2 separate regions of the Homo sapiens genome follow, and region 1 is linked to region 2. A link is an interaction called in ENCODE POLR2A ChIA-PET data of the cell type or tissue named here. Cell type or tissue: PC-9. All regions are shown on one strand.

Region 1 (8,000 bases), 510 kb before region 2:
TCCCCCAGCTCAGGTATCCTCCCATCTCACCTCCCCAAGGAGCTGGGACTACAAGTATGCCACCACACCCAGAAAATTGCTTTCGTTTTTGTTTTTGATAGAAGAGGGGTCTTGCTGTGTTTCCCCAGCTGGTCTTGAGCTCCTGAGCTCAAGCCATCCACCCGCCTTGACCTCCCAAAGTACTAGGATTACAGGCATGAGCCACCGCTCCTGGCCCATCACAAATCTCTTACTCTCTCTGTGCCTTAGTTTCTTCATCTGTAAAATCAAGATTGTGATAATAGTACCCAGCTCACAGGCTTGTGGTGAAGATTGATTGAGTTGATAGTACAAAGTGCTTAAAACAGTGGAGGGCATACAGTAAGTGCTCAGTAAGTGTTAGCTATTATTAGTAGTATTGTTATTATCATTACTATTAATGTTAATTAATATTAATGTTAAACACAGTGTCTGACTTGCATTTTTATTCGCAGCACCTAGTACAGTACCTGGGATATAGAAAGTGCTCAGGAAAAGTCTGCTGGATGGATGAATAAATAAATAAATGAGGATGAGCAATTTCAATGCAGGGGCTGTATATCTTCGTCTCTGTTTAGTACAAACCTAGTCCCTAATAATTCTTTAAAAATGCATGTTGAATTTTGAATCAATGGCACACAAGAAAGTTTCTGCATTTATCTTGTACAGTACAGAAAGCTTTGGAGGAACACACACACAAAAAAAATTAGTGATAGCATTGAAGTAGTGGGGGTGGTACCTAAGAAACTCTGGGAGATGGAGAGACCAAGATGTGACTTTGGGAACAATTTTTAACTTTTCTGGGTTTCTATGTTCTCCTCTATCAAATGAGGCCGAGTCTCTGGATCCTAAGAGGGCTAAACCAGACAATGCTTGCAAAGTGCACAGTTCTAGGCCTGGCACCTGCGAACTGCTCATTCAGTAAGTGTTGGCTTTAAAACCATGTGTCAAGTACAGCTGACACATGTCCCTCTGCCCATCAGGCTGCAGGGCTTGACCAGAAGGTGAGGGGCCCTGATTTATGGGACAATAGCCAACTACCCAGGAACCCATCTTTCTACCCCATCTTTCTAAATATCTTAACCAGAGGCTTCTCTTTCTTGTGCCCTCTTACCCATGATCCAGGGACAATCTAAATAAGTTCCTGCTACTATAACCAGAACTTCTCTAATTGTCATGTGCAAGGTATTTCTCCAAAACCTTTCAAAGAAGTACAGACTCGTCGTACCCCTTCAGCAGACTTTAGAATGAAACTGGGCATTTCCCACTGGTTGCCTTGCCCGCAACTTCCTCCCTTGGACCCTCTCCAAGTCTACGCAGCCGACGGTGTCTTAGAAAGGAGACTCAGAGCGTGATGAATCGAGCACTCAGTCACAGATTATATTCATCTTCATGCTTGCCCAATATAAACCAAACTTTCGGCTTAGTTGGTTTAAATCCAGAAAATACCCAGCAGTTTATATCTTATCTCTGACCATTCTATGAGGTCTGTATGATTAATTTTTTTATATCTTTTTTTTTTTTTAGACAAAATATTACTCTGTCACCCAGACTGGAGTCCAGTGGTGTGATCTCAGCTCACTGCAACCTCCGCCCCCTCAAGTCCAAGCCACTCTCATGCCTCAGTCTCCTGAGTAGCTGGGATTACAGGCACCCACCACCACGTCTGGCTAATTTTTGTATTTTTAGTAGAGACAGGGTTTTGCCATCTTGGCCAGCCTGGTCTCGAACTCCTGGCCTCAAGTGATCTGTCCACCTCAGCCTCCCAAAGTGCTGGGATTACAGATGTGAGCCACCACACCTGGCCTAAAATGTCATATATTTTGAACTGACTGACTTCTCCAAAAACTTATGGTTATTAGTTGAGAGAGAAAACTTGAGAGAAAGTTTCCCTGCACTTGGATGAGAGGAGAGCGGAACAGCCTGCATCTCTGGTGCTGGGGAGTATCAAATAAGGGGAATTGGGAGAAGGATGGAGGCAACAGCGTAGCTCTTTGCCTTTCAAAATTAAAATGGGATGCTGCTTTATATTACAAATCTAAGGAATTAGAAGAGCAGCAAACTAAGCAACTAAGTTTGTTCTCCTTGCATAAACTTTAAAAAGCCAGCTTAAAAGTTCTCAAGCTTAAAATTCGAAAAATGAAAACAAATGCATGGCATGACAGAGGGGATAATTCCTGCACTTTTGGAAATGTTCTCATGTTTTCTTCATTTCATCCTATGAATGAAAATGCCGTCAAAGGGGAATAAGGCTATTCGCAGAGTGCTCATCACCACGGTAACCACTGAGCATCTGTACCCTTTAGTATCTTCATTTTGATTATAATAAATGAGTTACGAATCTATATCTGGGGCCCTAGTTATATATTTGCCATATGTTCACACCACATGCACACACACACACACACACACACACACACACACACACTCACATATATGGTGACTAAGACTAAGAGTCAGCCTAAAAGAAGAATGATTTGGAGCGGGAGCTCTTGGAGGGAATGGTAGGAAAATAACAGGGATCCACTCAGTCTCATTTTCTACTAAATTTCAATAATGAGAAGTGTGCTCAGCAAATGTTTGTTGACTATATGAATAAATGAAATGGTGCATTTAACCAGAATTGCATATTTAAATATGGTGGTAGTGTGTACAATATTAGAGGAAGGAAATGCAGGCAACAAGGAGAAGGCTTCTGCGATGATCCATGACACTCTGATATTGCCATTCTGTGCAAAGTTGCTCACATTTTGACATTCATGATCATTTTTAATTCCCCAAAACAAGCAACTGAACTTTCAACTTCCTTTTATTACCATAAAATAGATGCAATAGATACCCTCACCCCATTCCTCACCCACCCCCCAATTAGCTTTACCTGGTGCCTAATCCACAGCCCATCCCAGACTCACCCTATCCCTCCTTAGACTTCTCTGTATCTTTTACCCGATCCTTCCAGGTGTCCAAACAGTGTCATCCGGTGTCCTGACATGCGGCCCCAATGGACTGATCCAGGGTGGAAAGGAAGAGTGAGAAGAAATCAGACAGAAGAATTCAGGAGATGTGGCAACAGAGTGGATGTAGCAGAAGGGACATAGAGAGTGCCTAAAGATGAGTCTTTGGTCAGCATGTGATGAAAAGAATGAAGACACTGGGGAAGTGGGGAGCAGAAGCGGATGTGGGCCCAGGAGGAAGAAGGTAGGTTTGGACTGGGGCATGCTGAGGTCAGTAGCAACATCAAAGTCCTGAGCACCCTCATATTGTTGCAGATTCCAGAGAGCAGAGATGGCAAAAAGATGCATGGAAGAGAGACACAGCAGGGTCGGGTTCTGGCCTCAGGAGCCAAGGGGGAAGTGCCTGAGGAGACCCCCAAATGAGGCCTGTGTCAATGAGGTCTTTAGGGGACTGGTTTCCATGTATGCCAGGCCATACTCCCTGGATTCCCAGCATTGAGAAGACCAAACACTTCTACACATTTATTACTGAAGCCCCCTGCAAGCTGAAGGCGGAGGAAGTGGCCAATCTCCTAAGCCGTGTGTGGCTGAGGCAGTTGTCAGAGCTGTGATGAGGGAAATGCTCATTATTCTTCTATCCCTCACTTGGCCAAATAAAGAACTTCTTAGAATTCTTCCCCTGTGACAAAACGGGGCTGTGATTTGGAAAGCCTCAGGCAAGTTTGCTAGGGCCGCGGTAACCAAGCACCACAGACTGGGTGGCTTCAAAACTGGACGGCTTCAACAGAAAGTTATTGTTGCTCAGTTCTGGAAGCCAGAAGTCCAAAATCAAGGTACTTGCAGGGTCAGTTCGATCTGAGGGCTGCGAGGGAAGGATCTGTTGTAGACCTCTCTCCTAGGTTTGCAGGCATTGGTCCTGATGTTCACAGGGCATCCTTCCTGTGCCTTCACATCATCTTCTCTCTGAATGTATCTCTGGGTCCAAATTTCCCTATTTTAAAATAAGGAAATCAGTCCTATTGGGTTAGCACCCCGCCCCTCACTTTAACTTGATTACCTCTGTAAAGACCCTACCTCCAAATAAGATCACATTCTGCGTACTGAGGGCTAGGACCTCAACATCTGAATTCAGGGTGGGTGGATGCACAATTCATTCCATAACATTAAGAAGGAAGGGATAAGTGCCCAAGGAATCACATGCTCGCTTGGGGAGAGTTCCAAGCGTGCAGAGCTGGTGGTCATAGCCTAGCCTCAGGCCTTCGGAAATCCCCTGAATCTGGTTTTCCCAGTTCTCATAATCTCATTTCACCAAAATACGGCATCTCAATACATTCCATGCATTTCTGGTGACAAGCTCATTCTGGTGCACGCTAAGCAATGTGCTAACTACGTCTTAACTAGGGTGGTTTAACTGGTTTGGTTAACATAGATCTCTGAGTCATTTCACGCATTCCTTAAGCCTAAACAAATCTCATCCAGGTGTTTAAGACATTGCACAATATTAGACCATCTGAAGCTCCATCTCCTTGGGGCAATGATGATGATGGTGATGAAAGTGGCTGGTGACTGTTCTCAGTCTCATCGCCATAATGGAACCCTACGTTGTGTTCCTCCACACTGGTGTGAGGGACACTACTAAGTGCGGCAGAGTTTGCACTCAGGATAGAGAAATATGGACTCACGCACAGATTCCAGCTGAGTCCCTCCGATGTGCTAGGTACTATGTCCAGCCCCCCAGGATTCACCTGTAAGCAGGACAGTCTTTTGGATGACAGAGGGAATTCTCATATATCCACAGGCAGATGGAATTTACAAGTGGAAAGACCTAGAAGTTCAGAGACAGGGGGACTGAACTTTTTGCTTTCAGTCAGAATCTTTGCTTACGGTTGTGCAAATGCTTGCATTGGTGGGTTTCCATGCCATATAACGTGCTACATATTTTTACGTTACCCTTGCACATAAGCATACTGTTGGGAGGGAAAATGAAGAGGGTGGAGGTGGTAACAAACTCAAGCTAAGGAAATGGAATTTGGATGGGTACAAAGTCCAGAGAATTAGCTTGAGGAAAATGAACCAGGATTCACACAGGAGTTTTCAAACATCTCAATATCAGGACCCCTTTACCCTCTTAAAACTTACTTCGTGAGGACCTTAAAGAGCTTTTGTTTGTGTGACTTATATGTATTAATATTTACTATATTAGAAATTAAAAGTAAGGAATGGTTGTAATATGTGTTCATTCATTTAAAATAACTATAACAAACTCTTTATTTTTTAACATTAATAATGGTTTTCATGAAAAGTAACTATATTTCCCCCAACCCCCACAAAATGTAATGATAAGATTGGCATTGTGTTATATTTTTAGAAATTTATTTAATATCTGGTCTTAGAGAAGATGGCTAAAATCTCCTATCTACTTCTGTATTCAATCTGTTACTTACGTTGCTTTGGCTGAAGTATAAAAAGAAAATCCAGTCTTACACAGTAAAGTCAAGTCTTAGATAGGTATACAGTTGGAAAAGGCAGGATTTGCGATCTCTCAGAAAGAACCTAGGGACCCCCAGCAGTCCCCTAGCCATATTTTGAGAATTGTTGGACTAATAGTGGTTTTATAATCTTGTTATATCCTGATTGGATTTCTCTTTCTAACTATACCATTAAACGGAAACTCAAATTTCAGAATTTTAATCCATAATATGAAATTTTAGATATGGATTAGTGTCATGTAGATATATGCAAAGTCTTAACTCTTTCTACCTCCACATTTAAGAAGTCAGTACAGTGGCATGACTTTGGCTCACTGCAACCTCTGCCTCCCGGGTTCAAGCGATTCTTGTGCATCAGCCATCCGAGTAGCTGGGATTACAGGCACGCACCACCACACCTGGCTAATATTTGTATTTTGAGTAGAGACAGGGTTTCGCCATGTTGGCCAGGCTGATCTTGAACTCCTGGCCTCAAGTGATCTGCCTGCCTCAGCCTCCCAGTGCCCGCAATGGGATTGCAGGCATGAGCCACTGCACCAGGACTAAAAGTCACTATCTTTTAGTTTGTTTGCGGTGAAAAAAAATAGTTTAAAAAATAAATTAGAAACAGACACTATTACCCAGTATCTATATTTAATCACAGAAATATTTCTTAATGCTTCCAACTCTGAAGTCCCAGACATTCTTAACTATGTACTGTAGTTATAAATAATATGAAGGCTGGAGCACAGTGGCTCACGCCAGTAATCCCAGCACTTTAGGAGGCCATGACAGGCAGATTGCTTGAGCCAAGGAGTTCGAGACCAGCCTGGGCAACATAGTGAGACCCCTCTCCCGCCTCATCTCTACAGTAAATAAATTAGTCAAGTGTGGTGGCAATGTGTCTGTAGTCCCAGCTACTCAGGAGGCTGAGGTGGGAGGATCCCTTGAGCCCAGGAGGTCAAGGCTGAAGTGAGCTGTAATTGCACCACTGCATTCCAGCTTGGTCGACACAGCGACAGCGTTTTTCAAAAAGAAAGAAAATATGTATCCCTGCACCATAGGAAATAGGAAGTATTGTGTGACTTTTTCTTGGTCTTTCGAGGAACTATGTCATATGAATCATGATGACTGCTGAAAATGCACAGGAAGATAAAGAAAAGTGACTTGTTGCTCAACTGTTTCAAGCCCAACTCTGGGTACCAAACTGTGGCTCCCTAAACTAACCCAGAGGGCTTGACTCTGACAAAGCTCTAGGTGCAGCCATAAGACTGACCCTTAAAAATCTGACCTGAGATAGCGACAGTCTCACCCCGAAAGCAGACCACAAATTGGGTTTATAATCTAGTGGTTTGCAGGATATGACATACTACCTAATGAACAGGGTGACCGAGTTTGGTGTGATTAGTCCGCAGATGCCAGAAAGGCTGAAGAAGCCTGCCATGAAACTAAGTTTCTGGCCAGTGGTTCCAGCCTAATCTCAGACCCTGGGAACAGAGAAGCACCCCTTCATCTCCTCCTGCAGGTAGAGATTCACCACATTCACCTTTGTAAGCTCCCTTTCCAACAACCTTGGGCACCTTTTGCAACCTATAAAGGTCCTCTCCTTGAATGCCTGCTGCTTTTCCCTGTGCTTGTCCTATCTCACTCAGATCTTTGATTCCCCTGACGACATTCCCCACCCCCTCCCCACCCCATCTCAGCTGTCCTTCTCAGCCTCGCTATCTACTCTCATTCCTCACCTGAGTGTTCCAGCAAGATCACTGTTCTATAAAGGCTCAACCTTCAAACTTGCAATACACATTTCCTGGGTCCTGCTTTGTCTCTATCCTCTGTGCTCAGCCCTGGTGTAGGATCAGTGTTCCTGTCACTCCATCTCCTTTTCCAGGGATATTTGCATCTTTAGTAGTAGTCTTCATTGGTGGTCCTTCAGTGGAGTGTCACAAAGAGAAGGGAAAACACTCAGGTACTATGAGGGGAAAGGTTGGGGACTGTTGAGAGATCACAAGGACACCTCTCACTCCTACCCCCAAAGCTACCTTAACCTATTCCTGTCAAGACAGAAGGTTGGCCGGGTGCAGTGGCTCACACCTGTAATCCCGGCACTTTGGGAGGCCAAGGCAGGTGGATCACCTGAGGTCCAAAGTTTGAGACCAGCCTGGCCAACATGGTGAAACCCCATCTCTACTGAAGATACAAAAAATTAGCCAGGCATGGTGGCAAGTGCCTGTAATCCCAGCTACTCGGGAAGCTGAGGCAGGAGAATCGCTTGAACCAAGGAGATGGAGGTTGCAGTGAGCCAAGATCGTGCCACTGCACTGCAGCCTGGGAGACAGAGCAAGACTCCATCAAAAAAAAAAAAAAAAAAAAAAAAGACAGAAGGGTCATGCCCCAGAAAACTCAACCCTGAGTCTTTGATTTGGTGTGAATTTCCCTACTTCCTTTGCTTGAAAGAAACCTACTTTTTCTAGATGTATTTGAAGAAAAACTAATAGTGATCTCCAAGCTTCAAGTGAGAATTTGTAAAGCATGGCCTATAATATCTGGCATTGTTTCCTCC
Region 2 (8,000 bases):
GGTCTCGAACTCCTGACCTCGTGATCTGCCTGCCTCGGCCTCCCAAAGTGCCGGCCGATACTATTTAAATCAAAATTAGGAATGCCTTTGTTCTCCAGATATCAGGATACTGGACAGTCCCAAGTCTGGGTCTGTTTTGTAAACAATATTAATCTGTTCCCTTAACCATAAATATCTAGGGGCTAGGAATGCCTAACTTTCTGAGAATGCAGCCCAGCAAGTCCCAGCCTTATTTTCCCAGCCCTCACTCAAGATGGAGTTGCTCTGGTTCAAACTCTGACTTCCTCTGACATATCTCCCCCCACCCTTTACAAGAGGACCCTTAATCCTAAGGGTTGCAGAAGGATGAAGATCCGTCTTCTGCAACTTCTTCAGGCTGAATAGGGGTGATTATATTCCTGCCTAACTATTAGGGTCTCTTGCATTCGGGGTAGAGAGAAGCTCAGTCAGAGAGCATTGGTATGGTGAAGGTCATTCATAACTCCAAGTTCTGACAAAAGGTGATATCTGGAAGATTCATAAGTGTCCAATTTAAGAAAGCATTGAGTAAACTTGTCTTGCATTCCTACACAAAGAGTACAACCACAATATATTCCACAACAGCAAAGTAAAATAAGTAAAATCATTCCAAGTAAACTAAACAGGAAGGCTCTCCAAGAGCCGGGCAGTTGTTGGAACCAAGCCGATATAGGGTCGACTGACAGTGCATCAATGGCAGAGATATGAGTGTCTAAAGCTTTCATATCCCAGATAATATTATGTGAATAGTCTGAAACATACACTCATTTGGTTTTGATCAGAGCACAAGTTCCCCCTTGGGCCGCTGTTAAAATCTCCACATACCCAACGGTTTGTCTGATTAGGTAGAGAGGCTAAAGTCTATGCCCACTCGGTAAATAAGTTACTCTCTGCATGATTCCAACCTATACCCAAAAGTAGAATGCCCATCTATATCTTTATGTTATCCATCCCTTTCATTTCTTCTGAACAGGAGTCAGAGGTCACCGATTGTCTCACAGGAATAAACGAGATCACTTGGGTTCCCTAGGCCTGTGGGACTTCCTAAGAGACAGGTTTAATTCAAGATAAGTGGACCCAGCTGTTTTTTCTCAGCAGTTTAACTGCAGTTGGGGTACTAAGGAGAACTTAAGAGGGTCCCTTCCATTTTGGGGAAAGTTAATCTGCTAGGGATCCTTCCTTCCAAGTTCTTAATAGGACCCAGTCTCCCGGCTGGGTTGTAACAAGATTCTCTTCCTTAGTGGGGGAAGGGAGTCTTCGGTTTCCATAATCAAGGAGTGTGCTTTGCACTTGTCCTAAGTCGATCACATAATTCTGTAGCTTGAAAGTATCTACGTCTATTAGGAGGTGTGTAGTTAAGAAAGGCCTTCCATACATTATTTCAAAAGGACTGAGCTGCAGACTTCCCTTAGGGGCCACTTGAACCCATAATAAGGCTACAGGTAATAAAGACAGCCAGGTTTCTGACGTCGTAGTTTAGCAAGAGTCCTTTTTAGAGTTTGATTAGTTCTTTCTACTTTCCCGGAAGACTGTGGCCTCCATGCGAATGAGGGCGGTACTGAATTCCTAGGGCTGAAGATGTGTTTGGGGTAATTGTCACTGTGAAATATGGGCCATTATTGCTCTGTAAGCTCTTAGGCAGCCAAAATCTAGAAATTATTTCCTTTAGTAGGAGTTTAGAAACCTCAATTGCCTTTTCAGACCAGGTAGGAAAAGCCTCGATCCAACCAGTAAAGGTGTCAACAAATACTAATAAATAAACACTTTACATGGGGACATGTGAGTATAGTCTATTTGCCAATCTTCACCAGGGTACGTTCCCCTATGCTGAACAGGCCTTACTAGAGGAGGAGGTAAAGACTGGTTTTTTGGGTTATTCTGGGCACACAGTTCACAGGCCTGAGTTAGTTACCTGCTTTACACTTTTAAGTAAGCCTTTCCTATTAAATACCAAGACATTAATTGAAACAGGGAATTTCTTCCCAAATGAGTAGAGTCATGCAAATGTTTAACTAGTTTCCACTGATTAGCACCTGGTATTAGCAGTTTTTTATTCTGTTTCCCTGGTGCACAAAGCTACTTCCATCTGTAAACCATTCTAACTCAGGATTATCTAGAGTATCATCTTTTAAATCCGGACAGCTGGAGTAAACTTTCTCCATAACTTGTATGCAAGAATGATCTAGGGTACCTTTGGGTTCAGGCAAATAGGTAGCTTGATTCAAAGTTTGGCTTACTTAAAGAATTATATCAGGATGTTTAGCAACAAAGCCTGATATTTATTCAAAGGAAAGGAGAAGGAGCAATTTCTTGTCTGCTTTATGATTTCCAAAAGATACTAGTATTTTCAGCTGAGTTAACAAACCCCTTCCCAACAAGGGGTGCGGCATTCAGGAGAAAACCACAGTCCCTGAAGAGGAGCTTACAGGATAGGTAAATGTCATCTATGAGCTTGTCCATCTATCCCCATGACTATACAGTTTTGGGGTGACAGAGTCCCATTATAATGGGTCAAAACAGAGTACGCATTCTAGAAGGAAGTTAATATTCTTACCTGCCACATCAAGAGTTACCGAGGCTCCTCCAGAGATATGGCTAGCTGTCCAACAGAAGCTGTGGCAGAAGGTCTGAGGCCCCATCACTCTTGGGCTTGCCTGGCTATTTCTGCCATCATTGGTTCAGGTGCTGATGGCTCCCTTCAGAACACTGGGCAATCCTTCTTCCAGTGGCCAGTTTTCTTACAGTGTGCACACTGATTCATGCCTAAGGCACAGTGACTTGGACATCCAGCTTTGGGTTTCCTACCTTTCAGCTTCCCTTGTTCAGTCCAAGAGCCAGGAGGGCAACTCCATGTGGGAGGTGAGCTTAAGGCTGCAACCAAGAGCTGCACCTTGTGGGAGGTCCTTCTTGCTCTTTCTGCTTCCTCTACTTTGTCCTTGTTATTAGAAATTTAAAATGCCATATCCAAAAGCTGTTCTAGGTTAGGCACAGTGGCTCATGCCTGTAATCCCAGCACTTTGGGAGGCCAAGGTGGGTGGATCACCTGAGGTCAGGAGTTCGAGACCAGCCTGCAACATGGTGAAACCCCATCTCTACTACAAATACAAAAAAATTAGCTGGGCATGGTGGCGCATACCTGTAATTCCAGCTACTTGGGAGGCTGAGGCAGGAGAATCACTTGAACCCAGCATGCAGAGGTTTCAGTGAGCCGAGCTCATGCCATTGCACTCCAGCCTGGGCAACAAGAGTGAAAATCCGTCTTAAAAAAAAACAACACAAAACCTGTTCAATAGGAGTTTGGGGACCCATAGCTGCTTTTTGCAGTTTCCTGTGGATATCAGGGGCAAACTGGAATATAAAGTGTACTCCCAAAGGGTTTGTCCTTCCCTTGAGGCAGGATCAGTGTTAGTATATTTCCTGATTGCCTCAACTAAACCCCCTTGAAACAAAGCTAGATTCTCGTCTTTGCCCTGTGAAACTTCCTTAACCTTTTCATAGTTAACAGGCTTTTTCATACATTTCTTTATCCCTTCCAACAAACAAGAGACCATATTATCTCTACTCCCCAAGTCGTCACTGCACCTTTGATAGTTCCACCCTGGATCTTGATCTGGAACTGCTATACCTCCTGCCTGATATATATTATGGTTAGGGTTACGAGCCAATACCTCATCTGCATGGGTCCTAGCTGTCCCCAAAATGTGTTGTTTTGGCTGAGCACGGCGGCTCACATTTGTAATCCCAGCACTTTGGGAGGCCAAGGCAGGCAGATCACCAGGTCAACAGACCGAGACCATCGTGGCCAACATGGTGAAACCTTGTCTCTACTAAAAATATAAAAATTAGCTGGGCATGGTGGTGCGCACCTGTAGTCCCAGCTACTCGGGAGGCTGAGGCAGGAGAATCGCTTGAATCCAGGAGGCAGAGGTTGCGGTGAGCCAAGATCGTGCCACTGCACTCCAGACTGATGACAGAGCAAGACTCTGCCTCAAAAAAAAAAAAGGTGTTGTTTTTCTTCCACTGTACAACACAGAAACAACAAAACATGCTGATTCTGCCAAGTTAAACTACAGGTGAGAGTTAATTTCTCAAACTCATCTATGAATTTTCCTGGATCTTCAGAGAAATGACCAAACTTATCTTTACATAGAGCCAAATCAGACATAGAAAAGGAAACATACTCTCACAGTGCTCTGGTTCAAATGCCTCTGACACCAGGGCTTCAGAAGGTCACTGGGTGTCTTACTCAACAGTGCATGAGCAGCAGGTTCTGGAGTTACAGCATGGGAGTAGCTCTGTGGAACCCTTTAGCCCCAAGGGGGCGCACTGAGTTTGGTGTTTGCCAAGAGGAAAATAATAGCTAGAAGAACAGACACCTGGACATGTTTCAGCACCCCTGGGGCTTTTTGGAAATACTTGGGAAGGAAAACTCAGAAAAAAAAAAAAAAAAAAAAAAAAAAAAAAAAAAAAAAAAAAAAAAAAAGACGGACTTCCTGCAGTCAAGCATGCACGCTAAATTGGATAGTAAAAGGACCTGTGACTGGTAAGGGTCATATAAGGACATGTTTTTTCCAGGTCACTCTGAATACTTCTTTGCCTCCACTGGATCTGTTTCTTCCTTGGGCTCTGATTTCATAATCTGCTTTTGCTCATTTGTTTTATTTTCCTTGGAGACCTCATCCTGCATCTTCAATGACTTACTGGACATTTTTATATGTACATTATCTCCAACTCAGTTTGTCTGAAATCTACCTCAACCAAAAATCCTTACAAGTCAATAAGAAAAAAAAATCCAAAAGAAAAATGAACAAAAATATAAACAGGCAATTCACAGAAGAAAAAATACAAATAGTCAATAAATGTATGAAAACATGCCTAATCTCATTAAGAATTTTAAAAATAACAAGGAGGTGGGAGGATTGCTTGAGACCAGGAGTTCGAGACCAGCCTGGGCAATATAGTGAGACCCTGTCTCTACAAAAACAACAAAAAAAGAAAAATTAGCTGGGCATGGCAGTGCACACCTCTAGTCCTAGCTACTCAGGAGGCTGAGGCAGGAGGATTGCTCGAGCCCAGAAGATAGTTAGCTATAATTGTGGCACTGTACTCCTGGTGACATAGTGAGACACTGTCTCAAAAATAATAACACTGAAAAGTCTTTTTTTTTTGTATGTCATATTGATAAAGATTTCCAAAACCTAGGATTCCATTGTCATTTTATATATATATATAAAGCTCCTTTTAAAAAGTGATCCCAGCCGAGCGCAGTGCTCAAGCCTGTAATCCCAGCACTTTGGGAGCCCAAGGCAGGTGAATCACAAGGTTGGGAGTTCGAGACCAGCCTGGCCAACATGGTGAAACCCCGTCTCTACTAAAAATACAAAAATTAGCTGGGCGTGGTGGCACACCATCTGTAGTCCCAGCTACTCGGGAGGCTGAGGCAGGAGAATTGTTTAAACTCAGGAGGCGGAAGTTGCAGTGAGCCGATGTTGTGCCACTGCACTCCAGCCTGGCAACAGAGTAAGACTCTGTCTCAAACAAACAAACAAACAAACAAAAAGTGATCCCAATATCTCCAAGCTTGTTACCAGCTTAAATCTGTTAAATCTTTAGGTGCTTTTAAAAGTACTAAGGCAGTTCAAATAACATTTATTGCTCAAATGTACAAAAGCCTCCATGGCCTCATAGTTGTTTTTTAAAAAACAATTTTATTGAGGTATAATGGACATAAAATAAACTGCATATATTTAAAATGTACAATTAGATAATTTTTGCGCCCGTTAAATCATCACCACAATCAAGATCATGAACATATCCGTATCCCAAAATGCTTTCTCTATCCTTTTTTGTTTTTGAGAGAGAAAGTCTCACTCTATTGCCTAGGCTGAAGTGCAGTGGCACAATCTCGGCTCACTGCAACCTCTGCCTCCCGAGTCCAGGTAATTCTCATGCTTCAGACTCCCAAGTAGCTAGGATTACAGGCAAGCACCACCACGCCTGGCTAATTTTTGTACATTTAGTAGAAATGGGTTTTCACCATGTTGGCTAGGCTGGTCTCTAACTCCTGGCCTCAAGTGATCCACCTGCCTCGGCCTCCTAAAGTGCTGGGATTACAGGTGTGAGCCACTGCACCTGGCTTCATACATCTTTTTAATCCTATCTTCTTATTCCTCCTTTTCTTAAACCCATGTCCCAGGCAACCACTGATTGCTTTCTGTCACTAAATATTAGTTTGCATCTTCTAGAACTTTCTATAAATGTGTACATTTATAGAATGATACAATGTGTACTTTTTGTCTATATTATTCTACTCAGCATAATTATCTTGATATTTATGCATTTGTTGTATGTTCATTCCTTCTTATTGCTGCAGAATATTCCATTATATGGATACAGTCCTTTTTTAAATCCCTTTGCCTACTAATGGATAGTGGGTTGTTTTCAGTTTTTGGGTATTATAAATAAATCTGTTTGAACATTTACATACAGGTCTTTGTAAAGACGTATGCTTTCATTTCTTTTGGGTCAATACCTAGGAGTGGAGTAGCTAATTCATATCGGAGGCATATTGTTAGGAAACTGCCAAACTGCTTTCCAAAGTAGTTGTACATTTTGCATTCCCACTTGGCAGTGTATGAGAGCTCCAGTGCTTCCATATTTTCACCACCACTTGATATGGTCAACTGTTTTAAGTTTAGATATTCTTTCAGGTGTAAAGTGGCATCTTACTGTGGTTTTAATTTGTATTCCCCTGATAAATAAAAATGTTGAGCATCTTTTCATGTGATTTTTTCCTACCTATGTATATTCTTTGGAGAATTATCTCCTCAAATCTTTGGCCCATATTTTCCCCAAATGGTTTTTTTTTTCTTACTGAGTTGAGAGTTCATTATATGTTCTGGATACAAGACTTTTATCAGTATGTGATTTGGAAATATTTTCTCCCACACTGTAGTTCGTCCTTTCGTCCTCTTAACAGTGCCTTTTGAAGAGCAGATGTTCTTAATTTTCACAAATCCCAAATTATCAGCACCAAGCTCAGAGGGGCATGTGAAGGTAAAGGGAGACTATATAGAGAAAATACGTAACACAGTGATTGGCGCACAGTAAGTGCTCACTAAATGGTAGTTTTTGTCTATTTTACTGAAGGAAAACATGGCTTAAATACTTAAAACTAATTATCAGCTTAAATCCCTCATTTTCTTACTTTATATGATTGTGAGCCTTGCGGGCAGGAATTGGGGATCAAGGCAATTTTCTGGGGCTCTTTCCATATGTGAACATTCACAGCCATGGGTAATTCTCTTTTGTTGGCAATGATAAAATTCTATTTGCTAGACAAAAGCATATACTAAATAATTTCAAAGCATTTTATTTTAAGAGATATAATCTAACAGAAATAGTGACAACCATTTAACATTAATCTAAATAAAATTGAAATAAAAAAGCAGACCAAACTTGTGTTTTCCGTTATTGGTTGTTATGATGAATGTAAATGAATTATTTCTAGGAGGGAAATCACTCAGTGTCAATTGTATTTATCAAGAAACATTCACTCCTATTCAAGTTATTCTTTTATGTCACATCAAACTCCTATTATCTTTTATCACAGTCATTTTCTGACAGTTATATGTGATAAAGCTATGGTAGCTGGTGAAATAGATAAAACAAAACAAAAAGGTAGTAAAATGGGCCGGGCATGGTGGCTCACGCCTGTAATCCCAGCACTTTGGGAGGCTGAGGTGGGCGGATCACGAGGTCAGGAGATCGAGACCATCCTGGCTAACACGGTGAAACCCCATCTCTACTAAAAATACAAAAGAATTAGCTGGGTGTGGTGGCGGGCGCCTATAGTCTCAGCTACTCGGGAGGCTGAGGCAGGAGAATGGCATGAACCCGGGAGGCGGAGCTTGCAGTGAGTCGAGATCATGCCACTGCACTCCAGCCTGGGCGACAGAGCAAGACTCCGTCTCAAAAAAAAA

What was found. ChIA-PET counts read pairs that join two places held together with the same protein. Peaks named below come from ENCODE experiments on the same cell type or tissue, not always from the same donor. Only the 100,000 strongest peaks of a DNase experiment are listed, where the experiment ranks them.
Region 1: POLR2A ChIA-PET joins it to region 2 with 13 read pairs; 2 of 35 experiments call an interaction of 5 or more read pairs at or near these places.

What each region holds. Positions count from the first base shown.
Region 1 is chr7:22,568,798-22,576,797 of GRCh38, forward strand. STEAP1B-AS1 (STEAP1B antisense RNA 1) reads left to right here. Exons shown (of 4, transcript NR_038393.1): 3 at 2,978-3,216; 4 at 3,288-5,201. Among named protein-coding and RNA genes, the nearest start is that of STEAP1B-AS1, 9.5 kb to the left of the region's middle. In PC-9, no CTCF peak of the experiment used is centred here; DNase peaks (open chromatin) are centred at 3,674, 4,344 and 6,554; H3K4me3 peaks cover 339 bases; H3K27ac peaks cover 4,074 bases.
Region 2 is chr7:23,081,876-23,089,875 of GRCh38, forward strand. The region is part of intron 1 of LOC105375186 (a long non-coding RNA gene); the gene reads right to left. Among named protein-coding and RNA genes, the nearest start is that of KLHL7-DT, 20 kb to the right of the region's middle. In PC-9, CTCF peaks have their summits at 4,344 (motif pointing right) and 4,545; a DNase peak (open chromatin) is centred at 4,346.